Linked DNA regions of Mus musculus: region 2 is linked to region 1. The links are chromatin loops, found by intact Hi-C in ENCODE. Cell type or tissue: left cerebral cortex. All regions are shown on one strand. Links, peaks and the distances in the headings refer to the core of each region. The heading gives the core; the rest is flanking DNA. Region 1 holds the start of D16Ertd472e (DNA segment, Chr 16, ERATO Doi 472, expressed). Region 2 has its middle 8.5 kb from the start of Gm24861.

What was found. Peaks named below come from ENCODE experiments on the same cell type or tissue, not always from the same donor. Only the 100,000 strongest peaks of a DNase experiment are listed, where the experiment ranks them.
Region 2: it touches region 1 in a loop (2.1-fold over the local background); 11 of 42 quality-filtered maps call a loop at or near these places.

Annotation. Positions count from the first base shown.
Region 1 is chr16:78,569,634-78,585,943 of GRCm38, reverse strand. D16Ertd472e (DNA segment, Chr 16, ERATO Doi 472, expressed) reads left to right here and starts at 9,256. Exons shown (of 5, transcript NM_001252439.1): 1 at 9,256-9,520; 2 at 9,890-10,023. The coding sequence starts at 9,897. In left cerebral cortex, for the core only: no CTCF peak of the experiment used is centred there; DNase peaks (open chromatin) are centred at 9,141, 9,538 and 9,933; H3K4me3 peaks cover 2,500 bases; H3K27ac peaks cover 1,314 bases.
Region 2 is chr16:78,625,100-78,641,409 of GRCm38, reverse strand. No RefSeq gene overlaps it. Among named protein-coding and RNA genes, the nearest start is that of Gm24861, 8.5 kb to the right of the region's middle. In left cerebral cortex, for the core only: a CTCF peak has its summit at 5,976 (motif pointing right); a DNase peak (open chromatin) is centred at 5,967.

The sequences.
Region 1 (16,310 bases), core at 8,770-11,269:
ATCACCATGGAAGTCTAGTGAACCTGAACTTCTAGGAACTCTCCCAGTAGGCACGGCCATGGCTCAGTACACAACAGAGAACACTTGTCAGAATGGTAGCAAATGAATACGCCTTTCATGACTGATGGCACGGTCACTGCTCTCGGTGTCCTGTTCATCTCTGTCACCACAGAGCTGTCACTGGAAGTCATTCTTCCATTTCACAAATATGAACTATAGACGACACATGACCCGGAGTCACAGTGGGACTGCTGTGTGCACAAGGAAATGCTTGGGACCACTTTAGAAAGGTCCTGAAGAATCCAAAAGATCATTTGGTCCAGGCAGAGCAGATGGCTTTATTAATAGTCCCTCTATTTTTAAACTAATCTATTTTTGTTTTCCTTGTAAATGCTTACTAAGATTATGTTTGCACATGTTTAAATGAAAATTCTGTTGTCTCTTTTATAGCTACTTAACTATATCTAGTGATAGAACACTACCAACCCAAAGCAATTGTTACATGCTGTGAGAGAATTTAGTGATGACAGAGTAGATTTCGTCACTCTCAAACAACGATGAAGAGACTGGGCATAAACATTGACATAAGCGTGCTTGAGGTGAACTTCAAAATTCCAAAGCAACTAAGAGTGGACCCAAAACTGTCCCCGGATGGGGGTGCATGTGTCAGCCTATCTGCTAATCTCTTAGAAATCCATGTACTATTCAGTATTCCTGTAAGAAAGACATGGGTTTCAAGATCCCCTTTCAGCTTTAGAATAATCAGAAAAATCCATGTGCCGGCTTTGAGTTATGGACTAAAAAAACAGCAACTAAATGTTCTTTATGCTCTCTCCCCAGTCTCCTACTCGTTACTATTTGCAATGCACACAAAATCTTAGAGGTGGCAGAGAGAAAACTAGAGGCACCATTCATGGCTCAAGACTTCATGGGCCAGGCCTCCCACATCCAGACAATGTAGGAAAAAAAATAAAATAAAATCCTATCTTTCTGAGTCACTGTTATTGGTCATTTCATACTAATTTTGGTGAAGCCTAATCCCAAGGGTACAAGAACAGATTTTTTTTTTAAGAACAGATTTTTAAGGCATTAAATAAGTGCTAAATACAAATGAGAAACATAATTATTAGCCACAATATGTTTACAATTGAGTGATGTAAAAAGCACGGATATAGGTTATGAATTTTTTTAACCACTTAGCTTTTTGTTGTGTTTTGATTTTTGTTTGGTAGTGGTGGTGTTGTATGGGGTTTGTGACAGTTTGCCTGGTAGGTGTATTTGTTAATGTGGGTTCATGCACAGGTTGTACATATTTGTGTGTGCATATTATGGAGGACAGAGGTTGACATAGGTTATCTTTCCTTGATTGGTCTCCATCTTCCTCCCTTCCTTCCTTCCTTCCTTCCTTCCTTCCTTCCTTCCTTCCTCCCTCCCTCCCTCCCTCCCTCCCTCCCTCCCTCCCTCCCTCCCTCCTTCTTTCTTTCTTTCTTTCTTTCTTTCTTTCTTTCTTTCTTTCTTTCTTTCTTTCTTTCTTTTTAGCTAGGGTCTCTCTAACCAGTGAACCAGTTCATTGACTTACCTAGCCAATGAGCTTCAGAGGTCTGCCTATATCTGCCCATCTCAGCCCTGCAATAACAAGTGTGAGCCTCCACACCCAGCCTTTGACATCAAGTCTGGAGATCTGAACTCAGCTCCTCGTACCTGTCCAGCTGTTGCAATCAGTGTGGCTCCAGCGTGTTGCACGATGAAGCACAAGGCAGTGCTTCTTTAGCCAACACCTGTTATGCGTCTGTCATTCAGCTGGCCCCACCCTAGCTTTACACTATGGATGGACACTTGACTGTTATAAATCTCTCAGCTCCTTTGCACCAGCAGATAACACTGAGGAAGTATTTCTCAAGATGTTGACAGCACACATGAACTTAAGCTAATCCATTGAATCACATTTATAGTGTGTCTGTGACTATCTCACAGGGATAAAACACTACATTCAAACCATTATATGAACATAGGGTTACAGGAACTAGAAAGCGGATGAAGACACAGATATAAAGTGTGATTTACTTTTGCAGACTGTGTGAGTTCCACAGTTTTTAGAGGCATGGTACCAGGGGCTACAGGTATCAATCTTCCTCTTGAAGAAAAAGAGATAGTTTATAAGGACAAGCAAGGAGGTTGTGTTCCTCAGAGTTCCTATTGCTGTGCTAAAATACCATGACCAAAAGAAAGATGGTTAAGAAAGGATTTGTTTGGCTTATACTTTCACATCACTGTTTTTCATCAGCAGAAGTCAGGGCAGAAACTCAAACGGGACAAGAACCTGGAGGCAAAAGCTGCTGCAGAGGCCATGGGGGGATGCTGCTTACTGGCTTGCTCCTCATGTCTTGCCCAGCCGACTTTTTGATAGATCACAAGACCACCAGCCCAGGGATGGTGCCACCCATCAATCACTAATTTAGAAGATGTGCCACAGGCTTGCTAACAGCCAGACCTTATGGCAGCACTTTCTCAGTCAAGGTCCCTGTCTCTCAGAAGACTCTAGCTTCCGTCAGGTTGACATAAAACTAGCCGGCACAGATGTCCATTTATGGAAGGACATGTTGAGTGTATTAAGTTCTTTACTTTAAAAGTGGGACTCTATTACTGAAGGTGAGCAGGCTATGAAATCAGGAACATGAAAGGAATATGTTAGTAGAATGAATCTGTGTGTGTTGATCTTTACTGAAGGATAGGGATGATTTTCTAACACACAAATGGAAGACATTTTCAAGAAATATATACATACCTCTTTTTCTTGCTTTGTTTTTGTTTTGGTTTTGTTTGTTTGTTTGTTGTTGTTGTTGTTGTGGAGTCCAGGAAAAAAAAAAAGGAAGACCTATTTTTCTCAAACCTGTTACCAGTGACGATTATATATAAACAAAACTCTGCTATGGCCTCATAGGAAATGGCTTGCTTCCTGGCTGAAGTGAAATGTGTGGCTTACTCTCAGGCCTTTCCCACACCTTCCGTTTCTATTCTTTTTCCTGGAGGAAAATATGGTGCCTAGCTGGAGATAAAGCAGAGGAGGCAGTCTTGACGATGACAGCTGTGAGTGCTTGGCTCTGCTGAGCTTGCTCAGAGGCACACAGAAGCCCTTACACGATTCAGGTACTGTTAATTTGGGGTTTTAATCCATGTACATCAAACGATTTGGGACTATTCGAAACCCCAGTTCACAGTAATGTCTACGTTAGATCAAGCCTAATTGTAAAGATAGCCTTTGTTTACAATACACTTCAGTGAGTCACTAATTTGAGGGGCTTATTAGGTTTATTATGTCACACACACACACACACACACACACACACACACACGAAAGCGCATGTGCCACAGTGTATTGCAGAGGTCAAAGGATAACTTTGGTCCTTGATATCCACCCTGACTCTTGTTCACTCTCACCGCATATAGCAGAATAGCTGATTCATGAGCTTCCAGGAATTCTCCTGTGTCTGCCTCCCATCTCACCATAGAATGATTCCAGGCATGCATTCCCAAGCCTGGCTTTTATGTGGGTTCCAAGAATTCAAACACATTTGAGCCGCAAGGTCTTTCTTTACCCATGGAGCTATCTTCCCAGCCCGGAGCTAGTTTTGAAAGGACTCCATGTACAGATAACTATTCAAGTCCCTCTGAGCCTGCCTCTTGAATTATGGAGAACTGAAGACCAACCCTTTTGAAAGGACTGGCTTTTCTTCTCCCTATATTGTCAGGGAAGGAGGTGAGGCAGTGTGGTTACGCAAGGATTTTTGCAGCATTGTTCCGGAACCTCCCTCAAAATGGAAGGAGATTACCACCAACCCGGGGATTCCCAATCAATGTTTATGACTTAAAACAGAAGATGACTATTAAATAAATAAATGAGATTGTTTAATGAAAAACAATAAGCTGAAAATCAGCTTGTATCTGTCTAAGTGCTAAATGGATCAATGTATTCCTGTTAGGAGAAAGGCAAAAAGCCATCATGAGTTTCTTGAGGGGAGGTGCCATCTGCATTTGTCTCCGAAAACTCTTTGAAGAATACACTGAGAAACTAGAGGAAAGATCTGCAGACATAATAACCAAGGATTCCAGCCAGGATGAAATAAGGGTTACTAGAATAGCTTGTAAAAGAAAGCTGGCCACAGTATACATAATACCTATTTTTAAAGGCTGGAACACAGATCATACAGCATGGGGTTTTTAAAGGAAGGCAAATGGGATGAGGCACACAAAGCCCCTGGTTCTATCTATGCCTAGATGTATTTTCAGACCGCACGAGGAAAGGCCATACTGCAGTAAGGAGAAAAAGTTTGAGGAAGATGAAGGAGAGGAGGAGGAGGAGGAGGAGGAGGAGGAGGAGGAGATAGTGGTGGTGGTGGCTGGAATTTGACATACATAGTGTTAGAAAGGAAGACCCATACATAAACAGTATTTCAATTTTTTGGTTTGTTTGTTTAAGTCTTTGACTGAAGGTGAAACTGAGCATGTGTAGGGTGAGACCCCAAGAGGCTTGGGGAAAATTATCCAATAGAGAAAGGCTAACTACTACAGACTATAAGGCAAACATCTACTAGAACTCACAGGAACCTGAGTTGGTTGAGTTTTACTCAATTAGGGTACAGAGTCTTTCCCGAGCATCATGACATAGAATAGAGACCTTAGAAAGTCCTCGTCTAAGGACAGGATAAAGGAACAGCTATATGCACTTACAAACTGAGTTTAAAAACATGTTTGGAGACAATCAAGCAGAATGCCGCCAAAATAACTTCTAAACAAACTCCAAACTTTTCTAAAACTTTATATATACTCACTGTATCAGTTTCATAAAACTGGCATAACAAATTAAGGCATGTTTAATGGCCTAAGGCCATATCCATTTATTATCTCATGGTTGGCTAGGCATGGTTTCAATAACCATTTCTCCCACTGGCTCATAGATTTGAATGCTTGGCTACAGGGGAGCGGCACTATTTGAAAGGATTAGGAGGCGTGGCTTTGTTGGAGGAAGTATGTCACTGGGGGTTGGCTTTGAGGTTCTCAAAAGCTAGAAATCTCAGCTACTGCTGCGTTGCCTGGAGGCTGCCATTATCCCCCCCGCCATTTTGATAATAAACTAAACGTTGGAAACTGCAAGCCAGCCCCAATTAAATCCTTTCTTTTATCAGAGTTGCTGTGGTCGTGGTGTCTCCTCTCAGCAGCAGAACATTAATGGAGACAATGGGTAAAAAAAATATCCGGTAAAATGTATTTCAGTTGAATGCTCTGTTTTGGGTCCACTGAGGCTAAAATTAGGATGTCCGTAGGATGCTGAAACGAAGCCCAAGTTTTTCAGGTTGTTGGCTAAACATAGTTCCTCACAGACTAGGCCTGAGATCTCTACGCTTGCTGTTTCCTGGGGTTGGTGAGTTATATCTCTAGGATTCTCCCAGTTGGTTTGGCATAATCTTCTGAAGCGTTTCTGACATTAAAGATTCTGCTTCTAATGGTTTCTATGATTAGAGTCACATATTACTGTGCCTTACTGTACCGAAGGCTCCAAATACAGTGTTTTCCCATTAGTATCTCTCAAATAAACTGAAAGGTCGACTGAATTCTCTCAACATTTCCTTAAGAATGGCTAGATCTTCTGCTTCTCTTTGTGTGGAGATGTCTTTATTTTCAGAGCTACACTGGGTAAACAGAAATTTAGGAGTCCAGCTCTGTTTCCACCTGTGAAAGTCTTTATTCCAGGTTTTTCGGGTTTGTATGATTTCTAATAAGAAAACTGTAGCAGTTTCTCAACTCCTCTTTAAATGCATCTCTCTTCTCGGTCTACTTGATGGTTTTTCTCTTTTCCTTGTTGTTTTTCTTTTCATTATGTGTTCGTTGGGACTCTTTTGTCTAGCTTCAGGTTTGTTGAGCTTCTGAGATATGGCTGATACTTTTCATCAACTCTAGCTTGTCCCCCTCCCCCCACTGCCCTTCTCCTCCCTGCCGCCCCCAGTACTGCAGTCATACATGTGTGTTAGGTTGGGTGCTGTTATATCTGAGATCACTAGCACTCTGGGTTTTGTTCCTCTGTGTCTTCTCTCTGCATTCCTTTTCTTTCTGAACCCAGGTCTTTTCTTCTACAGGATCTGATTGGCTTTGAAAGCTGCCCAGTGACTCTTTCCTTTCAGAGATATTCTTTGCAACAACAGGAGCCCGCCCCCGCTGCTCCCCCTTTCATTTTCAAATAAAACTAGTTGTATTTGTGATTTCTGTACCACAGTAACACAAGCACCAGACTGAAACAACTTAGGTTTATTTGGTCTCAGGACTTCAGAAGGATTTCAGCTCATCCCACATCCCACGGCAGGGAAGGCATGGGAGGTGGTGCAGCTCTTGGAAGCTGATGTGAACTAAATGGCAGTGGATGTGTACATATGGGGAGAGTAGGAAACAGAGTCTTCAGTGCTGGGCCAGCACTAAAGACCAGGCTAATAATATTCAGACTTCCTCCCAGTGATCCACTTCTACTAGCTGGGTTCTGCCTCCAGAAATTTTCGTGGTCCCTAAAACAGTACCAACCGCTAGGATACACAAGCCTTCAGATCATGAACCTATGGGGACTGCGTCTTAGATTTAAGCCATAGCGGGTATCAATTCACTAAGAGTATATCAACGATTCTCAGTGTCTAAAGTTGCATAAGCACTGAGGGAACACATTTGGCAATTTCCTTTTTAAACTGAATGGGAATTTGAGTTAGTGGTGTGGTACTTGTGCAACTCACATGGATTTGATCCTCACATTCACACGTACCCTGACACAAAATAAGCAAATGTTCACCATATCATCTAGCAATTCTGCCCTAGTTATTTACCCAAGAGAATAGAGAGACAGATAACATAGAGCCACCGATCTTGAAAGCTTATCGGTTATGAGAACTGATGAATTATGATGTAACTCATCAGTGCCTCAAAAAAGCAGCCAATGTCCATGTTGATGGAGTGAAAGTACAAGAGTCAGTAACACTGACTTCATGCGGCCTCGCTACAAGTGCAGGATTTCCGGTCCTACCCCAAATTCCCTAAATATGTACCTACATCCGAAAACAGCACTCAGATCTGTGGACCTGCAATGGCTTCAAGGTGTGGGTAAAGAGCTTTCTATGTAAGTATGAGGACCAGAGTTCAGTTGCCCAGATCCAAGTGTAATGGCTACTCTTGGTTGTCAACTTGACTATACCTGGAATGAACTACAATCTAGAATTGGACAGCTTACCTGTGATCCAGATCTTGAGGCTGGAAGACACAAGCTTCTGACTTGGATCTTGGCATGGTGATCTTAAGGCATAGCGGCCATGAAAAATTTAGGCCCAGCCAAGGTAGTACTGGCCTTTAATCCCAGGAGATTAAGGCAAAGAGATCTCTTAGTTCAAAGTCATCCTGGGACAAAACAAGTCCCAGACTCAGTTGTGCCAGCACACACCTTTAATCTGGGCCACACCTTCTGCTGGAGACCTACATAAGGACTTTGGAAGAAGGAAGAATCATTCTTCTTTGCCTGCTTGCACTTACTTGCCAGCACATCTGTTGAAACCTACTTCTACAGAAGGCAAGCTGAAACAACTAGCCTTGTGGGACCGAACAAATACTAGATTCCTGGACTTCCCATTCACAGCTGACCATTGTTGGGTTAGTTGGACTACAGACTGTAAGTCATCACAATATATACATTCCATAAGTTCTGTCACTCTAGAGAACCCTGACTAACACACCAGGAGAAAACAAACAAACTTAACACATTTACTGCAACATGGGAGCTGGAGACAGGGAGATCATGAGAAGCCCACTGGCCCACTAGCCTACACTACACACCTATGAACAGCAATGAGGCCCTTTCTCAAACAAGATTTAAAAAAAAAAAATGAGGACAGACATCTGAAGTTGTCCTCTGAGCTCCACACACATGCCAGGATATGATCATGCACACATCATACACACCACATATACAAACATACACATACAAATATAAACTTTGTAAAAATCACTTTAATTAAATAAATGAGTAGAATCCAAAATGCAAGATATTTAACACACCCCAAATTTTAATATGCATAGGGGGCAGGGACCTATAAAATATTCATTATTATTATTAATGGGGGGGCGTGTCCTGGTGACTGTGGGACACTCTTGGAGGACAGCTTTGTGGAGTTAGTACTTCCGTTCCACTGGGAATGGAGCTCAGGTTGCCAGGTTTGCCATAGCAAACACTCCCCCTCCCCCATCCCACCTCATGCCACCCCCGCTGAGGCACCTCAGGTCCATGGATCTGGGGGTCTTTTTCAGAGCAAGGTATTGATTTCTGGATTCTGCATTTGTAAAAACGCCACATGGGGTCTTTGAGTCATCCACCACACTTCGGTAGCATGGGCACAGATGACTTTTTTGAGTCCTTGATTAGTGGCTTTACCTCCGCAGCCTTGAGTTCAAGCTCCAGTTTTTGTTTCTAAGAAACTGCGATAAAGGGTTAGTCACCACTAAACTGCAAGAGCCGAGTTTCCTGTTTCTCTTCTGTGGACTGTTGAGAAAGACTAGCATAGCAAACGTAACTGAAAGTATTGCGTAGACTTGTGGCCTAGGCAAGGCTTAAGGAGTCAAGCAGATGATGAAAGTACATTTACATACTAAAAAAAAAAAAAGTTTAGGAAAGGGGTAGACTTAAAAACAAGAGGCGGAGCCTCGGGAATGTTTTCCGTGGATGTGCATGGGAGGTACCACATCGTGATACATAATTCGAAGAAAAGATGCTCTGCTTCTAGAATTATACCTAAATCGGGATATCTGAATTATCAACTTTTATCTCATTCAGAAAGTCAACCAACATGAAACAGGAGTTCAAGGATAATACTTGGTTCAGGCTCCTGGTTTTGAAGCAATACACTCCCCACGCGTGTGTGCCTTTCTCCTCCTCCACCCCTCAGGCTTAGCCGTGGGCCCATTCCTGCAATCCGCAAGTGGCTGGAGTTTTCAGGGGCTGCAGGGAGGCGGGCCGGACGGGTCCATGTGCGCCACGCGGAGGGGAGCGAGATGCTCTCCGCGGAGGCGCAAGAGGATGCGCACGGGGGCGCGGGGCGGCGCGGGGCGGGCGGAGGGCGGCTACACTCCCTGCGCTAGGGTGGCCACGTGGGGCCCTGGGGCTGTGGGCTGGCCCGGCCGCTCTCCCCGTGGGCGGCTCGGGGTGGCGCAGGCGGCCCGGGCGGGGCGGAGCGCGCTGCTGTCTGCGCTGCGGCGCCGGCGGAAACAATAGTGCGGATCGGATCGTGGCGCGCGGACGGTGGCCCGCGGAGCCGGACGGTAGAGGTCCTTCTCTGAGCCGCTCTGGTGCTCAGGACCAGTGCCGGGACGGACGGACAGACGAGACGGATCCCACGCCGTGCCGGACGCCCACGATCCTCGAGTGGCGTCCCCGGGACCCTCCGGTCCGTGGCTGAAGAGTCTCCGACGTGAGCCGATCCTTCCCGGGTGTCCCAGTCCCCACGTGCGTCTTGCCGCGGCGGAGCCGGGGAGCCGGGTAACCGAGTTAGCGGGACGCCTCCAGACGCTCACCCAGAAGTTGGCAAAGCCGCGTCCCAGCGGCTCCTTCTGGCCACAGCGACCGACCCGAAGTTGGTTGACAGGCCGGGTGTCTGCCGGCGCGACCCGGGAGGCGGGTGTCTCCTGTGGGCAGCCCTTTTGCTTTTTCGCAGTAAAACTGTGATACTGTAACTCCAGGTATGGCGATGCTTGCCTGACAGGGCTGTTGCAAACGCCTCCTTTTTCGGTTTTTGGGGGGGTTTTTGGTCGGTTACTGCAGGCCATAAGCAAGTTTTTGCCGTTGTGTAACTTGCTCCTTTCTCTTTCCTCATAGGGGCACTATGAACGAAGAGGAGCAGTTTGTAAGCATTGACTTGAATGATGACAACATTTGCAGTGTTTGTAAACTGGGAACAGACAAAGACACGCTCTCCTTCTGCCACATTTGCTTCGAGCTAAATCTCGAGGGTAAGGATTCTGCGGTTTTAACTGCGTGCCGCGTACTACTTTGTGCAACTTAGGCTGAGATGTTTGGAGGTAACACTGCAACTGCTTGAAAGCCTAGAGATTGTCCTAAGTGAAGATCTGCTAAGGGTTTCTGGAAATGAAGCCAGAGTTAACAATAGTTATGAGTCGAGGGAAATGTTTGTCTTTATAACAGAATGTTAAGCTCCTTTTAACTAATATGAAATGAAGTGCAGGTATTGTCTGATAAACATTTAAGAATCAACATGACCGTACACGTGGGCAGATATAATTTTACTCCTTTCTGCCAAACTTAGTCTCTATTTTTCCCATCATGTGGTGAATTTTAACTAACTTTTATTTTTTTAAGTTGTTTATATCAGATTTTAAATAACTTCCTTTAATATTAATAATCTTTTTAAAAAAGGACTTTTCAATTCTTTCGATGCCAGTACCATTGTGAGAATGTGTAAAAGAAATGCTTGAGAAATTAAACCTTTTGCTGAAGGTTGTGTTGGGTACACAGATAACTGGGTCCTAGATGTTTCCAGGAAACATGGGCTGTGAGCTTTCTATTTGCACTGTCACAGTGAAACCCCAAGTCTTTTGGGGTATCTATGAGTCACACTGAAGAAGAATCTTAAAATTTCCCCCAAAATAAAAATTTGTGTATAACTTGAATTTTGAGGTTCTAATGTGTCTGTCAGTAGAGAAAGATCTTACTAGATACTAAATATTTTGAAATACCTAGATGCTTAAGGGCTTGGTTTCAAAACAACATTTCATTTTGTCTTTAAAGACTTTCATGATTTTTTTTTTGTCTTATTAAGAGGGACAATGTATCCTTATTGCTAAGCACACTCCTGTACTGAGATCATAGACTTTGCCATTCCTGTTAGGACTTGTTACTCAGAAGTGTTGTAGCTTCCAAATGGTGTCTGTCTTGGCGCATCATGGAGTTTCTGTGGGCTAAGTAGTATGCTTGTTACTCTGGCTTTAGTAAATTGTAGTGATTACACCTAGTTTTAAAAGCGTGACTTAGAAATGACGATTTTTTTTTATGTGTGTGTGGAGTTTATATTTATGTTCTCTGTGCCCCAGTGAGAGGGCACACTTCTGCTCTTTGGAAACAGTTTTTTTTCCTGTGTGTTCTCACACCTCCTGGAAGTTTACATTTTAGAAGGGCAGAGACATCAGACAGGATCAACTTGCAATCTCTGTGTTGTCTGGAAGAAACTGAGGCCTGGTGGGTGGGTGGGCTGCTCCAGGTTGCTGGAGTGGCGTCAGCAAGCTGTTCTTCTGTGCCAGGCAAATGTTTGCTGGGAGCACATCTGTGCCAAGCCTGGCCCTAAGCGTCTTACTGGATTATCTTCATTCAAAATAGCTCTGGGATGCCTGCTATGATTACTTGTTTGAATGTGATGGAATGGAACATGAGAGACCTAAGGAGTGCAGTTTGAAGGCACATCGCTAGTAATTGGTAGTCCCAGGCTTCGAAGCCCGGCCATCTAGTTCTTGTGGCTGTGACCTCAGTCCCACTCATCTACTGTCAATAGGTAGTGAACTGTGGGATAGATGCTGGAAATCCTTCCTCCCGAATCCTAATTGGTTTTTGATTCAGCCAGCTTTCCCTAATTGGTGCTTCCTGATACGTAAATCATCATGCCATATAACACTTTACTGCAGAGACCTCAGTTTTCATAATTGCTTTCCTGGCCCTTCTGAAGCTGCCTTTTAACTAACTGTGAGCATTGTAGCTCTTGATGTGTAAACATGACCCCGGTGCTATGTTTTTTGAAATAATACTTGTCTATTAGTCTAAAAGACAAAAAAAAAAAAACGGTTCTCAATCCGGATTAGAACTGTTTTATCCTCTGTGTTAAAGGTGAAGTTCAAAAACCGCCTCGGTTTGTCTTGATTGTCAGTTCCTTGTGCTCACAAATGGATTTCCATTGTTACTGCGCTGATGAGCTATTTGTTATGCACATTAGTTTAATATTGTCCTACTGCTGTGGGAAGATCAAGAAAGATTTCCACCAAAGTCAGTTTTTATAGCAGTACCCACCCAAGTCGTGTTTTTAAAAAAAATCAGTGGAGGGCTGGCAAGATGGCAGGATGCAGGGAAAGACACTCGATGCCCAGCTTCAGGAGCTGAGTTTAATTCCTGGATCTCACAGGGTGGAAGGGAAGAGCCAGGTCCCTCAAGTCACCCTCTGACCTCCGTGTGTGAGTTGTGGCACTCACCACACACACCACACACACACCACACACACCACACACACACACAACACACAACACACACCACACACACACATTTCACACGTTTTTAAAACCAGTGGGAAAAGGTGAAGACGGGGTATATTCTTCACCTTTGTCAGTGACTTGAGTTATTGTAGTCTCCTTTCTATAACTGGGATGTAAGAGGGACCTTTGAAGGGGACATTTACAGGTTTAGTATAGTTTTGTCTGGATTGTGGTGATGTTGCTGTTAACTAAGAGACTTTACATTTTCCTCTCAAACATTTTTTTTTTTCTGCAAAGAGCCCACGTGAAATGCAGTGTCTGGAGGACCACCACAGCTGGGCTAGGTTTTAGTTCACACATTTGAAATAAAACGCCATTATATACACTTCAGAGTGTTTACATGAAACAGCACTAGCCTCCTAATAATGAGCCTCTTGTTGAAGAGCCATGTGCTCGTGTGTACTTCTGCAACAAAGACAAAGGATGAAAGGGGATTGGCCTCACACAGGCTGCTCTTACTGGAGGGACTCTGTATTCTAGGCATGGCTCTGAGTTGTCTTTTTGCTGTGGTTTCACACTATTTAGAAGGAGGGTGGGTAGTGACTAACTTTCATGTTCCCAAAGCGTGGTCCTGTTCTTCAAAAACCTAAAAATGTCTTTCAAGGGACATTAGCTGCTCCCAGGGGTAACTTTCGAGCCCATAACTCACCTTCAGGATAATCTATGCACTTGGGAGCTAAGGAGATGGGCGCACAAGCAGAGGGCTAGGCTCGGATCTAGTCATAAGGCACTCCAAGATTTGGCATAGTGTTAGTGATCAAGTACACGGAGAGGCATCTAGTTTGTTGCAGTAGCTTCTCTAACCTACGTAATAACCAAATTGCTTCTAGTCCCTAAACAGAAGCCAGGTCTTAGGGGCCTGCAATGAAAAAACCGTAATGTACAGAAGGCAGTAACAGTCCAGGGAGTGGATCCCCGAAGGCAGGAGCTACTCTGCTTCCCAGATAAGTAACGTAAGCTTTCTTACAGTGATAGATACAACTGTAGATAACTAAACCAGTTTGGTTTCCATCTAAGCTGGCTTTGCTAGCTGACAAGCAAGCATGTGTCTGGCTTCTCTGCGTAGTCTTTCGTCTGTTCTCCCTAATCTCTTGTTCTTTCATGAAAACTGAAGTAAATTAGGTTCCTGAATCTTTCTAGCAGGAAAAAAAAAAATCTGTATTTTCTCCGAGTAAATCATAAATGAGCCCAGTGTCTGCCTTAACTATTCATCCATCCTGGGTTTCTTACCATAACTTTGTTCATCACTGGTTGGTATGACATCCTTGCTTCCACCTGAAAGCCAGAAGTGGTTGTTTAGTGTTGAAAGTCTTCTGTTCTTCCTCCATGCCCTGCTGTAAATGCCAGCGCCTTTCTGCTCAAGCAGACAGATCCACTGCTTGAGGCCAGGAAGCAACAAACTTCATCTGACCACAGCCTCTTCCTCTTGGTCCCATCCCATAGAGGCAACACCACGTATTAAGGTGTATTAGTCAGGGTTCTCTAGAGTCACAGAACTTATGGATAATCTCTAAATAGTAAAGGAATTTATTGATGACTTACAGTCGGCAGCCGAATTCCCAACAATTGTTCAGTCGCAGCTGTGAATGGAAGTCCAAGGATCTAGCAGTTACTCAGTCTCACGCAGCAAGCAGGCAAAGGAGCAAGAGCTAGAGCTAGACTCCCTTCTTCCAATGTCCTTATATTGTCTCCAGCAGAAGGTGTAGCCCAGATTAAAGGTGTGTTCCACCACACCTTTAATCCCAGATGAAAGGAGTAGCCCAGATTAAAGGTGTGTTCCTTAAACTCGGAGATTCAATCTTCTGGAATCCATAGCCACTATGGCTCAAGATCTTCAAACCAAGATCCAGATAAGGATCTCCAAGCCTCCAGATAAGGGTCACTGGTGAGCCTTCCAATTCCGAATTGTAGTTCATTCCAAATATTGTCAAGTTGACAACCAGGAATAGCCACTACAATCCACCCCTTGTCAACTTGACACAAATAATATCTCATGTTCACATGAAACAATAACAAGGTTGTAAATACGCCTAACATGATATAACTATCCCTCGTACAATCGCAAACGCATTAGTAAATTTACAATGGGCATTCATATTACTTTATAATCCTCGTTTCTGCAACTGGTTACGTGGCCTTAATTGGTATTTATAACTACCTTCCTCTACTACCCATTCTGTATTTCCTTCACCTTCAGCCAGCACCTCAGCAGGTCTTGGCTCTTTTCCTGGAGGATTGACCCATACCTTCATTCCTGATGGGTCTGCGTCCTTTGTCATCCTGCTTGGATTAGGCTGTTGTAGTTTCCCATTGACTTTAATCACAGGACATGGTAGTACTAAGAGACGCCCTAAGGGATCTCCTGCACTCCAGACATAATCTTGCTTACCACCATTGTGAAGAGGTAATCCAATTTCCCCATGGTAATCTGGATCTATCACCCCTCCTAACACTGTTATTCCTTTTTTAGCCTGTTGGTTTAAGGGCATTAGAAGCCCAAAATGACCAGGGGGAAGTCTGAGCTTCCAGTTCAATGAAATGTTTGTTGTAGCTCCTGGTAGGAGCACTCCCCTCTCTGGAGCCAAAACTTCTAAGCCAGCAGAACCTAGAGTTATGGGGACAGGAAGCAAAAATTTTCCTAGAGGGTCACTAGGAGTGATAGTAAGTGGAACTATTCCGTTTTCCACCCCTTGATTCCTGGACCCATGAATCCTGGCTATGGGTGAAACTGTACCATATATCGAGCGCTGATTCAAAGCATATACTGCCTTCTGAAGAACTCTGCCCCAGCCTTCCAAGCTGTTACCACCTAATTGGCGCTGTAACTGCGTCTTCAAAAGGCCATTCCATCTTTCTATCAGCCCAGCTGCTTCAGGATGATGGGGAATGTGGTAAGACCAGTGAATTCCATGATCGTGAGCCCACTGTCGTACTTCTCTGGCTGTGAAATGAGTTCCTTGGTCAGAAGCAATACTGTGTGGAATACCATGACGATAGATGAGGCATTCTGTCAGTCCGTGAATGGTGGTTTTAGCAGAGGCATTACGTGCAGGAAAGGCAAATCCATAACCAGAATAAGTATCTACTCCAGTAAGAACAAAACGCTGTCCTTTCCACGAAGGAAGTGGTCCAATGTAGTCAACCTGCCACCAGGTTGCTGGCTGGTCACCTCGAGGAATGGTGCCATATCTGGGGCTCAGTGTTGGTTTCTGCTGTTGGCAGATCTGGCAATCAGCAGCAGCTGTAGCCAGGTCAGCCTTGGTGAGTGGAAGCCCATGTTGCTGAGCCCAAGCATAACCTCCATCTCGACCACCATGGCCACTTTGTTCATGTGCCCATTGAGCAATGACAGGGATGGCTGGGGAGAGAGGCTGATTGTCCACAGAACGGGTCATCTTATCCACTTGATTATTGAACTCCTCCTCAGCTGAAGTCACCTTTTGGTGAGCATTTACATGGGACACAAATATCTTCACATCCTTTGCCCATTTGGAGAGATCTATCCACATACTTCTTCCCCAGATGTCTTTCTCACCAATTTTCCAATTGTGATCTTTCCAAGTCCCTGACCATCCAGCCAATCCATTGGCTACAGCCCATGAGTCAGTGTATAATCGTACATCTGGCCATTTCTTCTTGCAAACAAACTGTAATACCATGTGTACTGCCCGAAGTTCTGCCCACTGTGAAGATTTCCCTTCACCTGTGTCTTTCAAGGTTGTCCCAGAAAGGGGTTGTAATGCTGCAGCTGTCCACTTCTGGGTGGTGCCTGCATAACGTGCAGAGCCATCAGTAAACCAGGCTCTAGTCTTCTCCTCTTCGGTCAGTTGATCATAGGGAACACCCCATGAGGCTATAGGTGCATGCTTGGCAGCAGATGGCATTGTAACAGGAGTAGAAACCATAGGCATTTGAGCAACTTCTTCATGTAACTTGCTTGTGCCTTCAGGACCTGCTCTGGCCCGATCACGTATATACCACTTCCA
Region 2 (16,310 bases), core at 4,877-7,376, 59 kb before region 1:
TGTGTCATCTATTTGCCCAGGGGCTCGTTGCCATAGAGATTGAGAACTGTGAAACTTTAACGGATCCCAATACATGTTTGCTCTCCCACTTCCAGTACTCTAGAGAGAGATTCCCTTCACTAACTAGAACATTAACTGTTCTGGTGTCTAAGCCCTGGAGAACCTCTACATAACAAGACAATCTACCAAGCCTACACATGTTAAAGGCTTAAGCAGCCATACATTGGATACAAGCTTGGGAACACCAAAAGTCACAAGAAAAACAAAGAAAACAAACAGCACTTAATGGCCACTTCCTTACATCTACCAGCCAGGATCCAGTATTAGAGGACCCAGACAGAGAGAAACCAGTCCTGTAGTATATCTTTTCGCCATTATGCCTCTGGATTTACAATATATATAAGTAATATATATATACTTATTTTACCTACATGTACCAGTTACTAAGCCAGTACAGTTCCTAACCATATGAGAACCATATAATTACCTGGTGCCTGGGAAAGCCACAAGACAGCATTGGATTCCCTAGAAATAGAGTTAGAGATGGTTGGAATAAAGCTACCCAAGGAAGTGAAAGACCTCTACAATGAACATTTTAAACATTAACAATACTGAAGGAGACACCAAATCATATAGAGACCTCCTGTGCTCATAGGTTAGCAAAATTAATATTGTGAAATTGCTATGCTACCAACAGCAATGTCAAAACAGTGCCCATCAAAATTTCAATGTCTCAAGGTAGGGGTATTCAACTTTCAGAGTTTCTTAAGTGTAGTAGGAGGCCCGCCCGAGGCCTACATGAACCGGGTATTTCTGGAAGGCAGGCTGGGGCTGAAAGAGACTTAGACTGCGAAAGAAGATAATGAAGCCAAGACAAATATTTCTCTGATCAAGGCCCGAGAGTTTATTAAGAGAGTGTGCTTATAAAAGGGAAGGCCCATCCCCCACCAGCCCATTCTTGATGACTGGAGCCAGCTCGTAGGTGATCTACAGGGTGTGTCTTCAGAATGTCTCAAGGACCTTTCAGCGGGAAGCAGAGTCTTGGAGAAGAGCAAATAGAGTCATCAAGGTGAGAAGGCTCTACCCTAGGTAAGTTCCTTCTTAGTGGCAGCAAGGTCAAAGTCTGGATCAGCCTGCTTCAAGGCTGAGGGAGGCTACACTTAAGGTACCATGAACAGTTGACCGAATAAAGAAAATATGGTGTGTGCCTATGACACTCAGCTCTGAAGAAAAATGAGAATAAGTCGTTTACAGGAAAGCGGATGGAACTCGTGACCACAATGTTATATGAAATAAGCCAAACCAAGATTGAGTTTTTTCTTTCATATGAAGAGGCTGTTTAAATACAGATGATATATAGATCGTAAGAGTAGAGACAAAATAAGGAATGCCATAGGAGAGAATACTTTTAAACATATGCAGGGGAGGGGAATGAAAAGACCGAGTTAGCCAGTCCCGATTCGCCTTTTTCCCCGATGCTGTTACATGGAGAAGAACTATTCCAAATTTCAGGACTTTAAAAGGTTACTTTTCCAGGCCAGTCCTGCTGACCCAAAGCTGCAGGATCCTCATGACAAAAGGCAACAACACCATAACTAGGAGAAGTCACAGCGGGGATCCAATATGGATGCTCTCACAGAAGCCACCGACCTCGATCCAGACCAATGACTCACCGCAACGAACATTTGCAAGAGAAGATGTGTGGACAGAGAGGTAGACTGTTGGACACACTGTAACATACTACAGCCTCCACCATGAGATGGTTTTCCACACCGCATATGCTTTTGTGTGTGTGTATGTGTGTGTGTGTGTGTGTGTGTGTGTGTGTGTGTGTGTGTGTGCGCGCGCGCGCGCGTGTGTATGTTTGGGGGGTATGCTGCAAGAGTGAAAGGTACACAAAGCAGACACAGAGATGACTGGGACTGGGGCGTATGATGCGAAATTCACAAAGAACCGATCAAAAGTTTTTTTAAAAGTTACTTTTCCTGTATTCAGCACTTGGTGGTATGTTTTCGTTCAAGCATTCGATTTCATTTCACTCTCTATTCATCCTTTATGAGTATGCCATTTGAGAAATATTATTCACGTCATGAAAACCCAAGAGCAGCCTGACAGAGACATTAGCTTGATGTGTAAAAATATCCTGAGTCTGTTTCTGCAATATATATTCATTTCAGAAAGGTTGAAAATAAAAGAACACATCTGGGTGGGTTTCCATTTGGAATAAGTAAAATGGTCCTGAATGAATGCACCAGCGTCCTGTGAAAGGTGGTGTTTCCTTCCAGCTAAGCATTAGGTTACTAACAGCTGATGTCAAAAGCAGTTCCATGGTGAAAAAGAAGCTAAAGATTGTGCCTCATCTTTTATTTTAGTTTCTAATTTCCAATGCATTAATTTCTAATGCTCTATGAATGAAGACTAGGTTGGAATTTATCATTAATACCCTTATGGGATGGAAGTTTAAACATGTTTATTATTTGTTAGCCTACTTTCTTAAAGCATACTATGATACAGTTTTGAAAACATGATTCAGCTCAATAACTGTAATAGTAGGTGCAATTAACAAGTAAACATGGGCCACTGTCGAATTCTCCAGCCCCTACCCCAACCGCTCTGTGAACGTGTGAATGTTTGCACAGCAATGGAAGTAAAGAGAGGTTCACATTCCAGGAATGTAGTGGTCTATGTGGGTTTGTTTCCTTTGCTGTGATAAAACCAGGATCAGAAAGCAATCTCGACATGAGACGGTTTATTTCAGCTAGTTAGCATCCATTATGTAGAGAAACCAAGGCAGGAACTCAAGGAAGGAGCCTAGAGGCTGCAGCAGAGACCACAGAGGGATGCTGCTTACTGGCTCTGCTCCCAGGCTATGGTCACCTATCTTTGCTATATATCCCAGGGTTCACTTGTCTGGGGATGGATCTGCCCACAGTGGACTGGGTCCTCCCTGTACCAATTACCAGGAAAGAATATTCCTGGCTGACATACCCAACAGGCCAATCCAAGAGAAGCCATTCCTCATATGAGGTTCACGCTTCTCAAGGACTAGTATATGTTAACAAAACAACTAACATGCCTGGTTATGTTTTCATTATTCCCCTACTCAAAAAATGTCATATAGTCCATCTTTTTTACAGCTTTAAGTCCCCAAACCTTGTGAATTCTCCAACCTTAACCCCTACTGACACCACGTTTGTGGCGCTCCTGATCTTTTTTCTAAAATGCACATGTCTTTCTCCAGGCTGCTCTAGCACCGTTTCTTTCTCTTTGTGTCCAGGTTCTATTGGCACTTTTAGGAATCCGCATCTTTCTGCATGTCGCTTTTCCAAGGGGCCATCACCTCTTCGGAACCCCGTCAATCCAGGAACATCCCACTCATTCGCCTGCATTTGTGATTTGTACTTTCGTGATTACTGGTGTTTTTTCTTGTGTGCTGTTCCTATTCATTGAAAACACCAAGATGTTTCTTATACTTCTTTTTTTAATACTATCAATCTCCATAAAGGACTAGCACAGAGATTTGTAAGGAATTACAGTTCTTGACAACTGGGAATGTTAACTTTTATAAAAACTTTTAAAGAGTGGAAAAATGAGAACAGCTTCTCAAAATCACTCTGATGGGATACGTTCAGCGTTCACTGACTGTTGTCTGAACACGGCACCTGGGCCTGCAGAAAGAAGGGTTACCAAAAGGCACTGTGGTCAGCACTGAAAGTTCATCTGCAGTCACCTAAGAAGTAACGCAAATTCTTCATAGCAACGGGCAGGAGTTGGCTCAACTCTCACTTCCCATTTCCATTTTCCCAAGGCCAGAATTCTCAAGGATTCTGCAGCTTTGGGACACACTTATTTTTGAAAATCTGTTTTACATTCATAGATGGACAAGCGGTTTCCAGAATGGCTGCAATAAATCCAAGCACCACCACTTTATGATTATAAAAGCTGTAATCCCAAAGGAGGGGAAGGCCTCTTCTTGTTCTCCGTAGCTGCTTGCTTAACACAAGTGGCCTTGTTGGAACAGTGCTCTGTAAGACAAAGCAAATGTAGTTTCTGTGTCTACGTGAAAAGCATCCCCTTTCATTCCACAGGGAGGGCCTTCTGTAAAATGTCAATATATGTATCCATAAACGCTGTGCTTAGCTTGTGCTGATATGAATGATCAGGTCAAAATAGGTCTATCAACAGACTTGTAAGAATTTCAGCACTGAGAAGTGCGGTTTTGCTGCCCTCTGGAGGAGAGGAGTAGGTCACTTCCTCCAGTAATACGCACGCTTAGAACTGATCAAATGACTGACTACAGTAATCCAGTCACAACACTTTTAAAACTATGGTAAAACAAATTGCCTTCAGAAAATGACAAGAATCTCATAGGAACCACATTATCAAACCCCACACTAGCCCATAGAAGGAGCCCAGTCTGTCATTTGCCTTTTACACAATGTGGAATCATTGTTTACTCAAAGGAATTCAGAAAGTATGCGACCCACTTTCTATTCCATGACTGTCTGAGCAAAACATAATTCAATAACCCCAAAGGAAGACACATCAACCTTTTATAAACAGAGACACCCCTTTATGTAAAGATAATTTATATTCTGTGGACAGAAATATATTTCCTTTTCTTTTATTTAATTTTTTTTCCTTTCACAACAATAGGAAGCAAACCATATAGGGAGTGAGTAGCCATTTGCTTAGTGGCATTTACTTATTACTAGGCTGCTATTCATTCTTTCTAAATAACACCAAAGGTTGGTTGAGAAACTCATGGATTTTGGTTCTCTTCTATGTGGCCCATCATACTTAAAGTGAGTGACCAAGTTGCACTGGGCACGAGAGCTGTTTATCTGCAAACTGACACAGACACATTCGTGTTCACCCACTCTCCACCTGAGCAGTCAGAGAGTCAACGTGTATGAAGAGATCTCTTCGAGGGCTAAAGATGGAATAGAGACTGAGGGAATGGCCAACCAATGACAGCCCCAACTTGAGACCCATTCCATGGGAGAGAGCCCACCCCTGACACCATTAATGATACAGACAGGAAGCTACATAACTGTCTCCTGAGGGGCTTCATCCACCAGAGTATAGGGGCAGATACAGAGACCCACAATCAAACATCAGGCGGAACCCAGGGAGTCTTGTGGAAAGTGGAGGATATAAATGAGCGAGTCGGAGGGATCAAGGCCACCAGAAGAAAACCCACAGAGTTAACCAACCTGGGACCGTGGGCGTTCACAGAGCCTGGGCCAACAAGCAGGGAGCATGCAGGAGCTGGACCTTACACATCTGTAGCACACGTACAGCTTGGTCTTCATATGAGTCCCTAAGTAAAGCGGAGGCTGTCGACTCGGTCTCTGTTCCCTGCCATTGGGTCCCCTTACCCTTACCTGGACTGCCTGTTTAGGTCTCAGTGGGAGGGGATGTGCCTAGTCCTACTAGGACTAGATGCCCCAGGGTGGGGTGGTACCTAAGGGGGCTTTCTGTTCTCTGGGGAGAAGGGGAGGGGGCAAGGGGGAATGATTTGTACGTGAGAGACTGGAGAGGAAGGAGAGGCTATGATTGGATGCAAAGTGAATGTAAAAAATAACTTTAAAAAGAGAAAGATCTCTGCAAGCCCTAGACAAAGGTTCTAGACTTTTTTTTTATGGAGGCCTTTTTAAATTTTTTTTCTTTTTCTTTTATTATTAGGTATTTATTTCATTTACATTTCCAATGCTATCCCAAAAGTCCCCCACACCCTCCCACACCCACTCCCCCACCCACCCTCTCGCACCTCTTGGCCCTGGCGTTCCCCTGTACTGAGGCATATAAGGTCTGCACGACCAATGGGCCTCTCTTTCCACTGATGGTCGACCAGGTCATCTTCTGATACACATGCAGCTAGAGACAGGAACTAGGGCAGTTGGAAGTCCAAGTCCCGTTTATAGAGACAGCTTTGGAATGCGTACTGAATCTCTGTACTGCAGTGGCCACTAGAGGGCGCATCAAACGACAGTCTCAGAGAGACCCTGCCAGCCTTTTCCTTTTGCCCAGCAAAACAGGTGCCTTTTCCTCTTGGTTTGTTTGCCCTGATTACATATTAATGCACTCTCTGAAGCACCCTTTTTCACACTTTGTGCTTCAGATAATTCTTTTCATATTTCACACTCCAAGACTGTCTTAATCCTGAGTTCCAATTGTTTTAGTTAATTGAGACCACAGGAGTAAAAGAATGATCATTGGCTGGTGTCTTTCTCTTCTCATGAACCTGAATTTTTAACCGTGTGTGTGTGTGTGTGTGTGTGTGTGTGTGTGTGTGTGTGTGTATGTGTGAGAGAGAGAGAGAGAGAGAGAGAGAGAGAGAGAGAGAGGGAGATGTATATTCATGCATGAATATATGTGTGTATAAATATGTATTGAGTATGAATGTGTGCATATGTGTATGTGAAAATGTGAATATACATGTAGATACATGTATATATGTGAAAGTGTGTGCCTGTGTAAGAATATGAGTCTGTGTATGAATGTATGTATATTTGTAAATACATATTTGAATTAGCATATTCTGAGCATCTATGTGGATAAATGGATGGATGTGTGTGTGAATGTGTAAACGTAGGTATGCAGGTATAGGTGTATACACGCACATGACATAGCAATGATGTAGAAATTGGAGAACAACTTCGGGTGCTGGTTCTTCCGTCCTCCCACCTTGTTTGAGGCACGGTCTCTTGCTCTGTGCAGCCCAGACGGGCCAGCTTGACCAAGAACACAGTAGGGTGATTATGAGTGTTTCAAGCTGGATGTGGTGGAATACACACAGTAAAGGCAGGAGACACTATATTAGCTCTCTGGAATCATTGGCTCCCTAGACAAACAAGCTTTATAGAACTTTCTGCTTTGTGCTTGCTGAAAAGTTATCTTCCAAACCAGTCACAGACCAAGGCAATACAGCTCAGACTCGTCACGTGTGTGCAGTCGCCATTACAATTGAGAACTTCTCCCTTCCCCTGTGGTCAACTCGCGTCAAGTTCATAACTCTACAGCAGGCATGGAAAAGAAGATTTGCTTCCTTTCTCTTCCTTGTTTTCCTCTCTATTTCTTCTCCACGGGTCAAGCCTAGGAAAGAGAATTTGGCAGGAAAAGGCATAGCTCTTTTTAGGTGGCACAAGTATGACCTTGTATCACAGTCCTCTGTTGGGCTACGCCATATTGTTCTCTAAAGGACACCTTCCCATTGGGCTGTGCCAACAGCGTTTCCCACTGGGATGCATCAACTGCCTTTCCCACTGGGCTGTGCCAACTGTGTTTCCCACCGGGATGCACCAACCACCTGCCATGCAGCTGGCCACTACTCCTCTCCTCTCACTCCTTCACAATTGCCTTCACCACGCGGCTCTCTCTGGAGTAGGGTTTGGGTCTGTTCTCAATGTTCAGAAAGCTTTAACGAGCACCACACAACCACTCCTCTATCTACACCTCAGCACTTTGCTTCCTAGCCGACACTTCGGCTCCTAAGGGAAGACCCACCTCCAGCCATCACCTATCACCGCTAGCTTCCTCAGGCACAAGCTAACTGTGATTCTGGTCTTCCTTGAAGAAGACCCAAGCACACCTAGGGACCAAACCAGTAAGCAACATTCCTCCGTGGTCACTGCCTCCTCTGCCGCCTCCAGTTTCCTGCTTTGGCTTCCTTTGATGACAGACAGAAACCTGTAAGCCACAAATGACCTTTCCCTCCGTAAGTTGCTTTGGGCCATGGTGTTTATCACAGCGACAGGGAAACAATCCAGGAGGAAGACTTTTGTTAAAACTCAAAAGCAAGGGAACTCATCATATGTCCTTACGTGGCTGTGAGAAACCTACTTTACTCTTTGAAATTCTATTTTGAAAGTCCATAAAATGAGGCCCCTTCCCAGCACCTACTGCACTAGGCTTTGGTACAAACTAAGTGTTATGAAGCAGAATTGGGCAGCCAGAGAAGCAAAAGTAAGACCACATTACCTCTCCATGGGAACCCACTATGGCTCTAGTAAAAGAACAGCCTCAAAGCTCAGGAACGGGAAAAGTCACTTTCCTTTCCTCATTCCTAACACAGAGCTTACAAGTCCTGTGATGGCTTGAGTGAGAAAGGCTCATCATATATTTCAGGCTTGGTCCCCAGCTGATGGACTTTTTGAGAAGGATTAGGAGGTGTGTCCTTCTTACAGGAGGTGAGCTGCTGGGGGTGGACTTTAAGGTTTCAAAAGCTCTCTCTCTCTCTCTCTCTCTCTCTCTCTCTCTCTCTCTCTCTCTCCCTCCCTCCCTCCCTCCCTCCCTCCCTCCCTCCCTCTCTCCCTCCCACCCTCTCTCTTCTCCTGCCAGCTTCCTTTAATAAAAGTTACCTCGGTCGTAGTATCTCTGCATGCCAATAGAACCATAACTACTTGATGTATTGCTTTCTGATTTCTCAAAATAACAACAGTATTAACTTACCACATAAATATAGTCTTAACATACCACACTAGCAACCTGCTGTTAGAAGCATGCATAATTGTAAAGTACCTTGATTAATAATCCTAACAGTCTTCTCACCCGAGTTAGTATGAGTGAGTTTCAGGTTGGACCATCCTGAGCGTCTCTTCTGATTCCATGCCTCATGTGACTCATGTGACTCGTGTGACTCATGTGCTGCTTGCTTTGAAGCCATTGGAGCCCCAGCAAGTAATTCCAGGCTGTGCAGCAGTCTAGTCCCCCTGCCACCACATTGAAAGTCACAGAGCAAATTCCCTGTGGAATGCTCTTTCTCCAACAGGGGATATGAGACATCAGTGAGGTAGCCTGTAACTTGCCCTCAAACCCTCTATCCAATGGGGTTATCCTAAGGCATGAACTCTCTTTAGGGCCACATGGCAGTGACCCACAAACAGAGCATGTTGAACTGCCTTCTGTCCTTCCCTGTCTCTCTTCGCCTTTCATCTACTGTGCCAGCACCAGCCTGTATATCCTAATTAAGAATGATCATTTAAATCTTATATAAGACTCTTTGTTACGAAATGTGAATGAAAAATAAAAACACGTCATAATTCATATTTCCTTTTATTCTAAACTGAATTCAGATAATCAACTTACTTTTTTAAAAAATATATAAACTCTGAGTTTGTTCTGTGATAATTTTGTATAGTAAAAGTCTATCATGCACTATGATGAATTAAGACACTTATAACCTACTCAGAGTACCACCCTAGCCCAAAAATACCGTTCCTTGCCCAGGCTTGCACTACAGATTCTCAACTGGTCTTCCTGATTCCACCCTTTGCCTCGTCAGCACATTCTCCTCATTGCTGTCAGCATGACCGCAGCAGTTGGGACATGCTAACTACCGTAAACAACCCCTTGTTCCAATGCTTCACACAGCACACATATTATTTAGACAAGCCACACAGTTAGTTCAGTGAAAGACAAAGGTCACTTGGAAGCTTGGTTCAACTGCTTTTGATCTAGTGATTTCTCTACTCTGTGAAATTTGTAGTCACAGCCCAGTCCTCTCTGACCATCACCAGCAAGAGCCTGTCATGGAAGGCTGTACACAAGAGGTTTAGGCATCTGGCCACAAAAGGACATGCATCACCTCGGCCCAGTGCTCCACTTGATGTTTTGCTTCTTGTGTCAGCTTTATGGTGATTTTGGATAAGACTAACATTTAAATTGGTGGCGTTTGGATAAAGTTAATCACCCTCCATAATGAAGGTCAGCTTCTGCCAGATAACCGAAGGCCTTAATAGACTAAAAAGACCAATTGTCTCAAGTAAGATGGAATTCTTCCGAGGATGGTCTTCAGATAACATCTGTATCAGCTTTCTTGTTCTCCAATGACCCAGCTCACATAGAAGATTTAAGACTCATAGTATTTCACAACTATATGGACAAATTCACACACACACACACACACACACACACACACACACACACACACATAGCCACATGACTAATATGCCCCCACTGACTAGAAGTTAGTCATATTAGACATAGCTCCAGGGGAGCTTTGAAACACAAGCCATTCAGACGCATGAAGAGTGACACGCAGTGACACTTAAAGCAGAGCTGACTGCACAGTTTTCCTGTGATGAATCCACCACAGTGTGTTGTCTGATGAATTCTCCTTATGGAACGCACGACCAGCTTCAAGTCTCCTAATACACTAAGCATCTCCTTTTCCCCTCCGTTTTACAGATCCATGCCCCATCACAGTTGGCGGTGACCCTTTTAGCTTTAACAAAAAATCTCTGCTACTTCAGAGACACCACTGAGAGTTAAGACTCCCTCTATATCCACACTGTATTAGTTGCTTTTTCATTGCTGGAGGAAAGATATAAGAGATAAATCCCATCATGGTGAGAAAGACATTATCGGGAAGCACAGACCAAGAAGCTGAAGCCAGCTTGTTCACATTGCACCCAATCAGGAAGCAGAGAGTGGAGGAGTAATTGGTCTCTATTCATTTTCTCCCTTTTATGAAATCTGGGGCCTCAGCCCATTGACTGGTACCATCCACATTTAGGGAAAGTCTTCCCACCTCAATCCAATAAAATCAAGAACAAGTTACACCCTATATACGAAGTCACAAAGTAAAGAGTCCCACTCCAAAGGGGAAGACTGGGGCATAGGAAGGAATTAGTGGACTAAGCAATGAAGAAGGAAGAAGAAGGAAGACCAAAGTGTGGATACTTCAGTCCTTTTAGAAGGGGGAACAAAATACCTACAGGAGGAGATACCGAGACAATGTGAGGAGCAGAGACTGAAGGAAAGGCCATCCAGAGACTGCCCCACCTGGGAATCCATCCTATATACAGTTACCAAACCCAGTCATGATTGTGAATACCAACAAGTGCATGCTGACAGGAGCCTGATATAGCTGTTTCCTGAGAGACAGGCCACAGCCTGATAAATGCAGAGGTGGATGCTTGTAGCCAATTATTGGACTGAGGACAGGGTCCCCAATGGAGGAGTTGGAGAAAGGATTGAAGGAGCAAAAGGGGTTTGCAGCCCCATAGGAGGAGCAACAATATCAACCAACCAGACCTCCCCCAGAGCTCCCAGGGACTAAACCACCAACAAAAGAGTACACATGGAGGGCCCCATGGCTCCAGCTGTAGCAGAGGATGGCCTTGTCGGGCATCAATGGGAGGAGAGGCCCTTGGTTCTGTGAAGGCTCTGTGCCCCAGTGTAGAGGAATGCCAGGGCAGGGAGGCAAGAGTGGGTGGGTGGGTGGGTGGCAGAGCACTCTCATAGAAGCAGGGGGAGTGAAGATAAGATAGGGGTTTTCAGAGAGGAGACCAGGAAAGGGAATAACACTTGAAATGTAAATAAAGAAAATAACTAATAAAAAAAAATTTTTTAAGAAAAGTAAACTACGCCAAACTGATCTCCAGCAGAGCGCAACCACCAAATCCTACAGTTCTGTGCCCAGCATCTGAGGTGACGGGCTTGGGGATTTAGATGCCTGTGACTACAGGGGACATTTCTCACTCATACTGCCACGTGATAGAATTAATTGCACATAAGAGTGACTCTGAGAGACCAGATCTATCACAAGTTTCCAGGCTACTCCCCAACAAGCTGGTACCTGGCACTTGTTTCCAGTTCTAAGGAAACTAGGAAACGGCATTGCTGGGTATCTGGGATGGTGATTCCAGAGACAATGGAGGTGTGGCAGGGCCAATTAGAAGTTCTGACCCCAGACAGAATAAATGGATAAGTGGGAGAAGCCTAGGAGAACTGCCATCAAGGGCAGCTCCCCCCTGATTCCTGGAAGCTGTAGTGTGAGCTTCCGTTCCAGACCACAGTGGGGTAAGATTGCTGAAACCAGAAGCCATTCACTGCTCCTCCTTAAAGGTGTCTAAGCCAGGCTTTCTGTCACACAGACAAGAAAATGACACAGTACTTAGTTTATGCAATGTATTTTTTAAAATCTCTTTCAATTCATCGCTTTCTGAGAGAATTTTTGCTGTGTCTCGGGTCCCTACATATTTTGTAAATGAGGCAATGACCACCCTTTACTATGAAATATCTTTCCAAGTATGTTCCTCCAGCAACTGGTATTAAAAGAGAGAGAGTGTATGTGTATGCTTCTTTATGGAGCAAAGGGTGGGGGTCCTTACTGCCTGTTAGTGAATTTCAGACTTGGCTTAATTCAATGCTTCTCTTCTACATCACAAACCAGTGAGCATACAAATATGCTGTGCTCTGTCATCTGTGCACCCAGAGAATTAGACTATATCACACGTGCTTGTTCTTTTACTATGACAGCTCCATAAGCAATGTTATATTAAAATGCCAATCTATTGGTGGAAAAAAAAAAGAACACTCTTCTGGTGTGTCTGAGAACAGCCACAGTATACTTACATATAATAAATAATAAATCTTTTTTGAAAAAAAGATAGATGTTCATGACTTTATAATTCACGGACTCAAACTTAACGTGGCCTGGCTATAAACCCTAGTAATAAACTGACTGCTAGCGCACCTCCATGCTTCATAATAAAGCAAACCCGTCCCCGTCTCCCTCCTTACAAAATACCTAGGCTATCTCTGTTCTGATAAACATAGAAACTAATGAAGCAGGGAGTCTTTATGAAAAGACTCTCTTTATGAAAGAATAACTCCAAAAGTATGTCAACAGCTACTGTTCATCATCTACGCGAATGGAAAATCAGAAAGTGAAAGAAATAACATGGCTGTTCAACACAAAATGAAAATTTATATTTCAAATAAATGACAGGTCGGATTGATATTTATTACACTGCGTGGGAACTTATTTTTACTTGTAAGTCACAGAAACTCTTCTCAAACGAGATACTGAAAGCCAAGATGCTTGTACTGCAGAAGTGGGCTGGCTGAAACCTGGACCAGGAGCAACAGAAAGCACCAGAGATATAGGGCTATGAGGCCCAAAGAGCCATGGTCAGAATAGGATAACAAAAAGCGTGAAAGCTGGCAGCAAGAGTGTCCCTCTCCCCCTCACTTCTTGCCACGTGCTTAGTGGCAGAATTGTGTAAACGTGGTGTGATAGGTGTTTTACCCTAAGAACTGCTTCAGAAATGGAGCGTTTTCTCTCTAATTCTTTACCCCATCTGGCTTTTGTGGGATGGCTGACATCTCTGTAGTACAAGGCTAGGATGAACGTTGCCATGGCTCCAGGTATTCCTGATGCCCCAACCTTTGGGGCTTCTATGAATGTACCTGCTAGCCCAGGTCCCCAAAACTGCTAGAGCAAACTGGTTGGTGTTCTCACAAGTCCTATTTGACACCTCTCTTCTGGGCTCATCTGTTCAGTCAATTTCTCGCTTTTATCCCCTGTCTTAAACACTCAGGTTTCTGCTTCCTGAGGGATGGGGGAGAAACAGGTCGTGTTAAGTAAATATGTGTGGTGGTTTGGATGAAAAATTATCACCTCCCTGAGTTTCAGGCATTTCAAACATCAGTCCCTAGTTGGTAGTGAGAACTTTTAGGAGGTGGGGACTTGACGGAGGAAGGTGAGCCGAACTTTGAGAGGTCGGAGCCTAGCTCCACACACAGTTTTATCCTTGTACTTCTTGTTCGCATTTGAAAACTTGGTCTCTCAGAGTTCTGCATAGGCAGCCTGCTGCTGTCCCTCACCTACCACCATGCATTCTAGAAGCACAAACTCAAATAAACTCTTGCTTCTTGCCTTGGTCACGGCTTTTTGACACAGCATCAGAAAAGTAATTAAAACAGGACTCTACCACCACGAAGCTACATCTCTATCCATTTATATTTTATACCAACCTACAACTAAATGACACTTAAGTCATTAGGAGTTATTGGCGTGAGGACAGGAAAGGAGCTGGACAGGTCACTGACTAAATCAAGACTCCAGTGGTGGCATCTGGAGGTGACAAATAAAGACGAAGCCATCAGAGCTTTTTTCTAAGAGTCAAATAAAGGGACAGAGTTCAAAAGAAATGGTGCCACTCATTAATGTTTTCTGTGGTGGAAAGGAGATGGGAGAAAACTGAAGACATTTCCTCCCATTTAATGAAGGAGTTTCAGTCTGCTAATTGGAATTAATAAATTAGTCATCCCTCAAATGAATTCTTCAACAAAGGCCAAAGTAAGTGAGTAATTGACTCTTTCACATTTGTGTGCAGTGAATATTATCAACTGGGCACATTGATTCTCCAGGTGTTTTCATTGTGACATACAGTGTCTACTTAAAGACTCTTCATGCAGTCAATACTGTATTTTATAGAAATCTGAAATTCTACTCCCTATAATTTCGCTCATGTGGAAAATGCATCCAGATTTCCAAAAGTAGAAAGAAATTATGGGAACATGTCCAAGTGCTAGACTTCTTAAAACGTGAGATAGATTTTAATTTTTAGTTCTTGAGTTGTGTCCACTAGAAGGCAGCAAAATTTTTCAGAAGAACATTGCACTTACTAGAGAGAGAAGTTATGAGGAAACCTGGATTGCTACTTGCTGATACACACAAAAGCATATTAGAGCCCCAGATAGCCACAGTGTGGGGAAATAGCTGGGGGTGGGGAGGGGGAATGCAGCAGAGACATGTCTCAGCAGTTAAAGATGCTTCCACTAAGCCTCATAGCCTGAGTTCAATACCCAGAACACACACGGTAGAAAGACTTCTATATGTTGCCCTCTGTGTCAGTGTGCAACCCACTCACAAATAAGCAAATATATAAATAAATAAATAAATGTTTAAAGCTTAAGACTTGGAATATTTGCTTCTTAAGACTAGAATATTCATGACTATCCTATTTCTTTTTATAGAATTTCAATGAAAATTATTATAGAGCATTTTACTTCAAAGCTTCAATGACAAGCTTTATTTTAGCTGAATATCCAGTTAACTTATAATTTCTCCATTTGATGCACATGATCTAAGCACTTCGCACAGCCAAATGCTTGACCTGACAATTGTTCCTTTATTGGCATGACAAAAGCCTGCCCACCTCACTGTGCCCGATGCATCTCTGTGTCTTTCTGGCTTCTTCAGAGAAGCAGCAGCAGAATCTTCAAAGTCTTTCTATCTCTCTCTCTCTCTCTGTTTGTGTCTCTCTCTGTCTCTCTGTCTCTGTCTGTCTCTGTCTCTCTCTCTCTCTCTCTCACACACACACACACACACAAACACACACACATATTCTCTTGTGTGTGTGTGTGTGTGTGTGTGTGTGTGTGTGTCTGTGAACATTTGTGCCCCCTGGGGAGTCAAGTCCAGAGGTCAAAGGACAATTTACAGGATTCTGTTATCTACCTCTACCATGTGGGTTGTGGGGATCAAACTTATGTCATCAGACTTGGTGGCAGGTATCAGTCAGTCCCTCCTTAGCCACCTCACCAGGTTCAGTCATGCACCATTTATGAAAAATTTTTGTGGTCTCTAGAGAAAATGGATATGTCTTTTACCTTAAACCCAATCAAGCCTGGCAAAAGAAAGGTCCTGGTTAGTTGACAGTTTACCATCTGGTTTCAGATGTAGAATACAGTCTTCATGTAGCATCTCCCCTGTCTAGCCACACACAATAGCACGTAAGGCATCCTTTAACTCAAAACTCTCATGATAATACATGGATTAATTTAGCCAGAAGGTATCTGCCCTACAAAATAAAATTTTCACGCATTCCTCCACACAGTTTGTTAATAATTTTAGGCTAAGTATAGGCAATACGTGGCACAGTGAGCCATTCTAATATTAACTCAATATTTTCCTCAATACTTCTGTGATGAAAATACTCAGACACAGAAGATAAAAACCACACTTAATTAGGATTTGGTGTAGGATGTTTTATCTGCCTTCACTTCTATCCATTTTCTCTATTCTTTCAGTTAAAAAACACACTTACTGTTTTATGGTATGTTAGCGAGATCATCTGCTCCTAGCAGAGCAGTTCCTCTGTCTGATCTTGGGCATGCACAGTGTTCTAATTAATGTCCACTCTTAGACACTGTCTTGCTGAAGCAGTTATCACCATTGTTCTCCAAAGTGCCACCTGCCACTTGCTGGTGTTCCAGGACCTCTGCATCCCATGAGAACTCTTGCTTTGTGTCTGCACTATATTTAGGTAAGAAAACACTTACTGCCCTCACATATGAATTGGAAGAAAAGCTAAGGAGTGGGCAAAAGTGAGAGACACCCCTCCAAGAAGTAATAGAGATGTTGTGTTTGCTGGCCTGAAGGAACAATTTTTGCCTTGGGTCTGAAGCTCATGAGCTGAATATCACGCTCAATACCAAGTGGGCAATATTATCACATGTCTTACTTTTAAGTATGAATAGTACAGTCCAGAAAAGTATCAAGAGAAAATTAC